3 separate regions of the Homo sapiens genome follow, and all the other regions are linked to region 2. A link is a contact called in ENCODE Hi-C or POLR2A ChIA-PET data. All regions are on one chromosome and are shown on one strand. The core of a region is the stretch at or near the end of the contact, and the rest is flanking DNA. Distances in the headings are between cores, read along the strand shown. Region 1 holds the start of BRI3 (brain protein I3). Region 2 holds the start of ZNF394 (zinc finger protein 394). Region 3 holds the start of PLOD3 (procollagen-lysine,2-oxoglutarate 5-dioxygenase 3).

Region 1 (2,703 bases), core at 173-2,672, 1.2 Mb after region 2:
CTCCACAAAACAAGCCTCTAGCTGCACCTCGGGGCCCTATAAAAACCAAAAAGCGTGTGCAGGTCCAATGCGAGGATATGAAAAAAATAACTCCTGCCTCAAAGAAACACGGGGTTTCCATCCTGGTCCAGCTCGTGGAAGAGCGTTTCAAGCCAACTTTGGATAAAGCAGCTCTTACGGCCGTCGCTTCTCCCACTGAGGTCTGTCCTGCTGGTGCACTTACTTCCAAATGCCCCTTCCGGGAAAATGAAACCTTCCACCACCTTCGACGATCAACTGCAGAGTAAACTTGCGGAAAGTGAAGGAAAAAGCAGACACCTGATTCCTTGCAAGTCCCAGAACAAAGACGAAAGGACCACGAGTCCCGTTGTTACCATTTCTACATCCCAATCACTTGGGGTGCAATGCCCCAAGATCTAGGAAAAGGAATCCACCCTTTTGCCCCCACAAAATGTGTTCAGAGCCAAGGGTGAGCGGACCCGCACTCTCCCACACCGCATTCGGGCAGCCTGTCTGTCCCTCCCATAAAGGGCTCTGGTCAAGATCCAAGTCAAGCCGGACCCACTCCCACAAGCAGAGCTGTGAGGTCCTGGGGGTTAGGGCGGGGGTCCTCAGAGCTTCCAGGGCCAGTCCCCAGGCTGCAGACCCACTCACCTGCAGACAGGACAGCCTCCTACGACCACGATAGAGTTGGCAGGATAGCGGGTGACGGTCCGGCTGTGGATGTTGTAGACCCTGGGATGGTGGGTGGGTATCCCTGTGGGCGGGAAAGCAGGTCATTAGGGTGCAGGGAGGAGAAATCGGACCGCCACGGGGACTACTCATCCTGTCCCCTCAACCTCCACCCCGCTAAAAAAGCCCCCGGTCTTTTCCACCCTCGGGACGGCCACCGCGGGCCTGATTCGGCGCTAATCTGCCAACAGCGAGCGCCTCGTGACACAAAGTTCATCTGGGGCAGGGATCCGGCCCCGCCGGGTTACGACGGGCCCGAGGACTAGAGCCCCGGGGGGGAGGCTGGCCCTCGGCGGCGCCGGGTCCCGAAGCCAGCCCGGGGACCTCCAGCTCCAGGAAGGACCCCCGGGCGGGCCCCACCCGCCTCCGGACCCACGTCCCCCGACCGGGCTTGCCACCTCGGAAGCCGCCGGCGGGGAAAGTTGGTTACGGGCCCACCTGTGACGAGGTAGGGGTAGGGCGGCGGCGGGGGCGCGGCGGGGATGGCGCCGTAGCCGTGCGGGCCGCACGCGTAGTCGCCCTGGCCGGCCTCCAGGTTGTAGGCGGGCGGCCGCTCCTGCAGCAGCGGCTTGTGGTCCATGGCGGCCCGGCCGCGCCCGCCGCTCCGGCCCGGCTCGGCTCGGTCGGCCCCGGCGGGGGACGCGGCGGCGGCGGCGGGGACGCGGCGGACCGGGTGGCTCGGGCCCCTCTGAGGCAGACGCGGGGCGGGGCGGGGCGGGCGCGAGCCGCGGGCTTCCCCCGCCCTCCCGGGCCCAGTCACAAGACCGGGGTCACGTGGGCGGCGGGAGGCGGGGCTCGGGGGCGGGGCCGGCGGGGCGTCTTAAAGGGGCCGCGCCCTCCCGAAGCCGCCCCGCCGGCGGCGCCTCTGCACTCCGCCCCGCCCCGCCGCCGCTGCTCTCTAGACCTCCCGTGGCGGGGAGACCCCCCCCCCCGCCCATCCCCCACGACGACCCAGAGACGCCCCATAGGGTCATGACCTTTAGGGCTCGCGGATGCACCCCCACCTCCCCCTACGCCCCGATCTCCCAGGCCGGCCGAGGTCCCCCTACCGGTGGAGGAGGGGGAGGGCGGGGCCTGAGAGGGGGCGGGGCCGGGTGGGTCCCAGGCCGCCCCAACGCCAGCCCTCTGCCCCTATGATCGCCAGCGCTTCCAGCAATACAAAGGGCACACCCGGGTGTGCACCTCAGCTGCGGCCTGCGCGGTGCTCAGCTGCGGCGCATTCCCTCCGTTTGCCTTTTTTTGGACAATTAGGTGATTGACGGGGGTAGTAGCCAGTGCTTACAAATAACTCCCCCGTTTGGGGACAAAACTATAAATACTGGGCACCTGCCGCGTCTCCTCAGTTTCCCTAATCTTCAGGCAGCCCTGCCAGGTGTTTTGCTTACCCCTGGAGGACAACACGGGATCGGGCTCAGAAGGGGGAGGGATTTGGCTGTGGCAGGTGCGGGTCAGAGCCCGTATCTAAACCTGGGTGTTTTCTGGCCTCGGGGACTGCGTCAGGCGCCCTCGTTGAAACATTTCCTCATACAAGGCTTCACGGGTTGGCCAGGACAACTTTAAAACGAACGATTGGAACGTTCAGGATTGCTTGCGTCCTTAGCGCCTCTGCACCTTTTCAGGGGCACCTGTATCCGTTACTGTATTCTGTCTCCAGTTTTCTCACCTGCATTTTGATATCACCTGCACTGTAGCTCTGGGACGACTACAGCTCTTCTCGAACCGCGCCTTTTTAATTTTTAAAAAAAAAATTTGTAGGGGGTGCTGGGGGGGCTCTCTTGCTCTGTCACCCAGGCTGCAGTAGAGTGACACAGTCATTGCTCAATGCAGTCTCGACCTCCTGGGCCCAAGCCATCCTCCCACCTCAGCCTCCTCAGTAGCTGGGGACCACAGGCACACGCCACCATGCCCAGCTAATTTTTAAAAATTTTTGTATGGGATCTTGCTATGTGCCCAGGCCAGTCTCAAACTGCT
Region 2 (2,705 bases), core at 55-2,554:
TACAGCTCTTAAAGATGGCACGGACCCAAAGAGTGAGTAGCAGCAAGATTTATTGTGAAGAGCGAAAGAACAAACCTTCCACAGCATGGCAGAGCACTCCAGCCGGTTGCCTCCGCTGACTGGGGTGGGAGCTTTTAGTCTCTTATTTGTCCCCTCCCATGTCCGTTTCTGTCGTATCAGAACGCCCTTTTTTCCATCCTCCCTGCGATTGGCTGCTTTTAGAATCCTGCTGATTGGTCCATTTTACAGAGCGCTGATTGGTGCATTTTACAAACCTCTTGCTAGCTACAGAGCGCTGATTGGTGCATTTTTACAAACCTCTTGTAAGACAGAAAAGTTGTCCAAGTCCCCACTGGACCCAGGAAGTCCAACTAGCTTCACCTCTCACTGGGACTACAGGTGTGCACCACCACACCCAGCTAATTTTTTATTTTTTGTAGACATTGGGGTCTCCAATTCTTGGCTTCAAGCGATCTTCCCCCCTCAGCCTCCCAAAATGCTGGGATTACAGGCATACGCCACTGAGCCAGGCCAGGACACATCTTTGAGCCTCAATTTCCTCATCTTTTTTGTTTGTTTGTTAGGATCAAAGTCGTTAACATCTGATGTACATGGAAGCACTTAGTTTTAAAAAAAAAACAAAACTTTTTCCAACTGGGCGCAGCGGCTCACGCCTGTAATCCAGCACTTTGGGAGGCCGGGGCAGGCGGATCACGAGGTCAGGAGTTCCAGACCAGCCTGACCAACATGGTGAAACCCCATCTCTACTAAAATACAGAAAGTAGCCGGGCATGGTGGCGCGCGCCTGTAGTCCAAGCTACTCAGGAGGCTAAGACAGCCTGGCGACAGAGCGAGAGTCCGCCTGAAAAAAGAAAAAAAAACAACTTTGTCCAACCTGGGCAATATAATGAAACCCCATCCCCACAGAAAAATTAATAAACCGGGCGTGGTCGCGCGCACCTGTAGTCCTAGATACTTGGGAGGCTGAAGCTGGAGAATTGCTTGAACCCGGGAGACAGAAGTTGCAGTGAGCCGAAATCGCGCCACTGCAGTCCAGCCTGGGCGACAGAGCCAGACCCTGTCTATTTAATCCTGAAGGTTCCCGCCCTTGCCGGAGCTCGGCCACCGGCTCGGACGCCCGTATTTCCTCGGGATGCGGGAAACCGTCAAGACCCTCTGCGTCGGGCGGGGCTAGGACGATAAACCAGCGAGATGCACCTCACCCCATCAGGCGCCTAGAGAGGCCCCGGAAATGCAGGGAAAGGTGCCGCAAGGCCTCGATGACGCGCTTCCGGCACGGGATGTTTTCGGTTGTTTGACCGAGAGAGTTGTAGGCGCAAAGCTGAGGAAAGGAGAGTGTGGAGAGGGGCCTGGTGTGGTGGGGCCCGGTGTTTGGGACCGGAGGGTGTTGACGGCTGATGAGTTCCTTGGGTTTGCTCTTTCTTCACCTGAAAAGAAGACTCCAGGAAGGGCAGCACATGCCGGAGAAAGATGAATTCCAGCTTGACCGCCCAGAGGCGCGGCAGTGACGCCGAGTTGGGACCCTGGGTGATGGCTGCGAGGTCCAAGGACGCGGCGCCGTCCCAACGCGACGGACTTTTGCCCGTGAAAGTGGAGGAAGACTCACCCGGAAGTTGGGAGCCCAACTATCCCGCGGCTTCGCCGGACCCCGAAACTTCTCGACTGCACTTTAGGCAGCTGCGTTACCAGGAGGTGGCTGGACCGGAAGAGGCGCTGAGCCGGCTCCGAGAACTCTGTCGTCGGTGGCTGAGACCCGAGCTGCTCTCCAAGGAGCAGATCCTGGAGCTGCTGGTGCTGGAGCAGTTCCTCACCATCCTGCCCGAGGAGCTTCAAGCCTGGGTGCGAGAGCACTGCCCAGAGAGCGGGGAGGAGGCGGTGGCCGTGGTGCGGGCTCTGCAGCGAGCGCTCGATGGAACCTCATCCCAGGTGAGAAGCGAAAGGCCTGTTCTGGAGGTGGGAGTGTGGAAAATAGGCGTTTAGGGGTGCTCTGCGTTTCGGAACTTACTTCCTTATTACATTTCGTGTGAACATTGGGGTGTGTATGGACTTCCTTTCTGTAGGCCACAGTGACAGATCCATCCAGGAAATGACTTGTTATAGACCTCAGCATAAAGCGAACACGGATTACTGGTTTTCTTTCTTTTTCTTTTCTTTTTTTTTTTTTTCTTGTTGTTCTTGCTGTTGTTTGAGATGGAGTTTCACTCTTGTTGCCCAGGCTGGAGTGCAATGGCGCGATCTCGGCTCGCTGCAACCTCTGACTCCCGGGTTCAAGCGATTCTCCTGCCTCAGTCTCCCGAGTAGCTGGGATTACAGGCGCCCGCCACCACGCCCGGCTAATTTTTGTATTTTTAGTAGAGACGGGGTTTCACTGTGTTGGCCAGGCTGGTCTCGAACTCCTGACCTCAGGTGATCCGCCCGCCTCGGCCTCCCAAAATGCTGGGATTACAGGCGTGAGCCACCGCGCCCGGCCTTGTTTACTTTTAATCTGTATCATATTTCCATTCCCATACATCACAGTGATATAAGTTAAAGAAATATTTTGCTCCTACCTACCTCCAAAATTAGTGTAAATAGTCCACAGAAAGGCTTTTCAGGATTACAAGAGAATGTCAGCCTCTATCTCTGATCTCTCCAAACTCCCTTGTCGGTACAAGACTCAAGAAGAGTGTTAGTGCTGTACAGGG
Region 3 (2,700 bases), core at 56-2,555, 1.7 Mb before region 2:
TCAAGCTTTTTCATTTTTCCTTCAAGCTTTCACAGTCCCCTGCCTCCCAGAACCTGGGCTAGATGCCACGTCTCCCTGTTCCCAGGCGCTGTGCTTCCCTCTGCCATAGCACAAATCACAAATCACAGTAAAATACAGTGTTAGGTCTGCGTTTCTGCCCCCCTTCCAGAAAAAGCCAATGCTTGGATAAGAGGGGTCTTTCTCCTCTTCATCCCCAGCGCCCGGCTTGGAGCAGGCACCAATAAAACGTGAATGAAGGGTCAACGCCAGGACCCGAGGGCTGAGGAAGGGATTTACGAGGAATAGCTGGGGCCGGGCGCGGCAGCTCACGCCTGTAATCCCAGCACTTTGGAAGGCCCACGCAGGAGGATCGCTTTGAGGCCAAGAGTTGGAGACCAACCTGGGCAACATAGCGAGAGCCCGTCACCACATAACAAATTAAAAATTAACCAGGCGTGGGGCCTCATGCTTGCAGTTCCAGCCACTCCGGAGGCTGAGGTGGGAGGATGGTTTGATCCCAGGAAATCGAGGCTGCAGTGAGCTATGACTATGCCACTGCACTCCAGCCTAGGCGAAAGAGCGAGACCAAAAAAGAGGAATGACTAGGTAAGAAAATTCTAGGACTGACTTGGGAAGGGGAAGGGGGCGAACCGCGGGGGCTCACATACCCGAAGTTTTCTTCTCCACCATTGGCACAACACAACTGTCGGAAGAAACTGCTGCGCACGCGTACTAACCCCAAGGCTTTAGTAGGGGCGCCATCACTTCCGGTAGCTTGTACTTCTGCGCGTGCGCCACAGCTTTGACTCATTACGTGGCGTTTCCTTGGAGACAAGAAAGCTTTTCGCCATGTTTTATAGGGGCAAAACCACTTCCGGCCTCAGTGTGGAGGTGTAAATCTTGTGGGAGCCACGAAATGGGTCATTTTAAAGATGTGGTCACGGTGTTCTTACAAGAAATCTTATTTTCCTTTGGTCCTTGTGAAGATGCTGTGATCACAAAGGCAGCCCCTGGAGCTTCTCCGGGCAGAAGAGGAGGTGGGCTGGACTGTCAAAGAAAGTGGCTGGCTTCCGTGGGCAATCCGAGGTTCCTAGTGGCCCTCTGCAGAAAGCTGAACTCCCAGTTCCCCCAGGCCTCCGTCCCGCGGCGGACTCCTAGGCTTCCTCCCTCCCTGTCGCCGCCAGCCTCTCGCTCTCCCCGTCTTCCGCCCGCACTCTCTGGGCAGGGCTGCGGCCAGGACCCGCCCCCGCGTCCCGCCCGACCCTCCGCCAGGGGTCACTTCCCCTGTCCAGGTTTCAGCTTCCACATGTGTCAAGCGGCTGGCTCAGCCCAGAGTCCCTGTCTCCCGCCCGCCGGCCCGAGCCGCCGCCCCTCCCCCGCCTCCCGTGCGCCCGGGACAATCCTCGCCTTGTCTGTGGCGCCGGCATCTGGAGCTTTCTGTAGCCTCCGGATACGCCTTTTTTTCAGGGCGTAGCCCCAGCCAAGCTGCTCCCCGCGGCGGCCGCACAGCAGCCCGAGCGCCCCCTTTCCAGAGCTCCCCTCCGGAGCTGGGATCCAGGCGCGTAGCGGAGATCCCAGGATCCTGGGTGCTGTCTGGGCCCGCTCCCCACCATGACCTCCTCGGGGCCTGGACCCCGGTTCCTGCTGCTGCTGCCGCTGCTGCTGCCCCCTGCGGCCTCAGCCTCCGACCGGCCCCGGGGCCGAGACCCGGTCAACCCAGGTGAGATCCCGGGGAGGCCCGGCACGGCCGAGGGGGCAGAGGCTGGCGTGCCTGCCAGCCTGGCCCGGAGAGGGTCGGAGGCTCGAGGAGGTGTCTGGCCCGTCCCCCGCCCAGCGTGCTCTTGAGGCTGAGTCGCGCCAAGCCCCTCGCCCATCACTACCCTGAACTGGGGTTTCCAGCCTCCCTATGCAAAGGGACTCGGAATTCCTGGGCACCACTCCCACCCTGCCCTCCTTGGGGTCAGAGTGTTCCTGGGTGAGAAGAGTTTAAGAATGGGAAGGAAGAAAGGGAGGGAAGTCGAGTGAGAGGGAGGACAGCAAAGCACGTGAGGCCCGGAGCTGGGCGGTGGATCTCAAGTGCCATTTCCCTCTGGTAACAGAGAAGCTGCTGGTGATCACTGTGGCCACAGCTGAAACCGAGGGGTACCTGCGTTTCCTGCGCTCTGCGGAGTTCTTCAACTACACTGTGCGGGTGAGGAGAGGGAAAGGCCCCTGGGAGGGGGTCCCAGCAGGAGGGGTGGGCTGAAGTCTGGATGCCCAGGTCCCCACGGTAAGCCTGGTCAGGAGTTCCCCCCACAACTCCCCACCCCTTGCCTGGCACGGGGCAATCTTCTCCACAGACCCTGGGCCTGGGAGAGGAGTGGCGAGGGGGTGATGTGGCTCGAACAGTTGGTGGAGGACAGAAGGTCCGGTGGTTAAAGAAGGAAATGGAGAAATACGCTGACCGGGAGGATATGATCATCATGTTTGTGGATAGGTAACGGGGCTGGGGATAGGGAGCGGGGTAAGGATGCTGAGGTTCCCAGTGGACCCCTGCCCATCCTCCCCTTCCTCACCCAGCTACGACGTGATTCTGGCCGGCAGCCCCACAGAGCTGCTGAAGAAGTTCGTCCAGAGTGGCAGCCGCCTGCTCTTCTCTGCAGAGAGCTTCTGCTGGCCCGAGTGGGGGCTGGCGGAGCAGTACCCTGAGGTGGGCACGGG

What was found. A loop is a pair of places that touch in the nucleus more often than their neighbours do. ChIA-PET counts read pairs that join two places held with the same protein, here RNA polymerase II (POLR2A). Pooled maps may share reads with other maps.
Region 1: a loop to region 2 is called in a map of ascending aorta, with 4 times the contacts of the local background. The contact joins the promoter of BRI3 here to the promoter of ZNF394 in region 2. A Hi-C loop is called at or near these places in 1 of 168 maps with a recorded cell type or tissue (ascending aorta) and 8 of 50 pooled maps. POLR2A ChIA-PET finds 5 or more read pairs at or near these places in 1 of 52 experiments (HEK293T).
Region 3: a pooled map shows a loop between it and region 2 (15-fold over the local background). The contact joins the promoter of PLOD3 here to the promoter of ZNF394 in region 2. A Hi-C loop is called at or near these places in 4 of 50 pooled maps.

What each region holds. Positions count from the first base shown.
Region 1 is chr7:98,280,405-98,283,107 of GRCh38, reverse strand. BRI3 (brain protein I3) reads right to left here and starts at 1,422. Exons shown (of 3, transcript NM_015379.5): 1 at 1,171-1,422; 2 at 655-757. The coding sequence starts at 1,312. RefSeq lists silencers at 931-1,270, 1,401-1,910 and an enhancer at 1,607-2,591.
Region 2 is chr7:99,498,880-99,501,584 of GRCh38, reverse strand. It overlaps ZNF394 (zinc finger protein 394), which reads left to right and starts at 1,304. Exons shown (of 3, transcript NM_032164.4): 1 at 1,304-1,947. The coding sequence starts at 1,492. RefSeq lists enhancers at 1,694-1,973, 2,196-2,705.
Region 3 is chr7:101,216,186-101,218,885 of GRCh38, reverse strand. It overlaps PLOD3 (procollagen-lysine,2-oxoglutarate 5-dioxygenase 3), which reads left to right and starts at 1,305. Exons shown (of 19, transcript NM_001084.5): 1 at 1,305-1,720; 2 at 2,100-2,191; 3 at 2,340-2,476; 4 at 2,560-2,700. The coding sequence starts at 1,612. It overlaps ZNHIT1 (zinc finger HIT-type containing 1), which reads right to left and starts at 721. Exons shown (of 5, transcript NM_006349.3): 1 at 669-721. The coding sequence starts at 690. RefSeq lists enhancers at 374-915, 1,009-1,128, 1,677-2,199 and silencers at 1,229-1,508, 1,649-1,698, 1,759-1,878.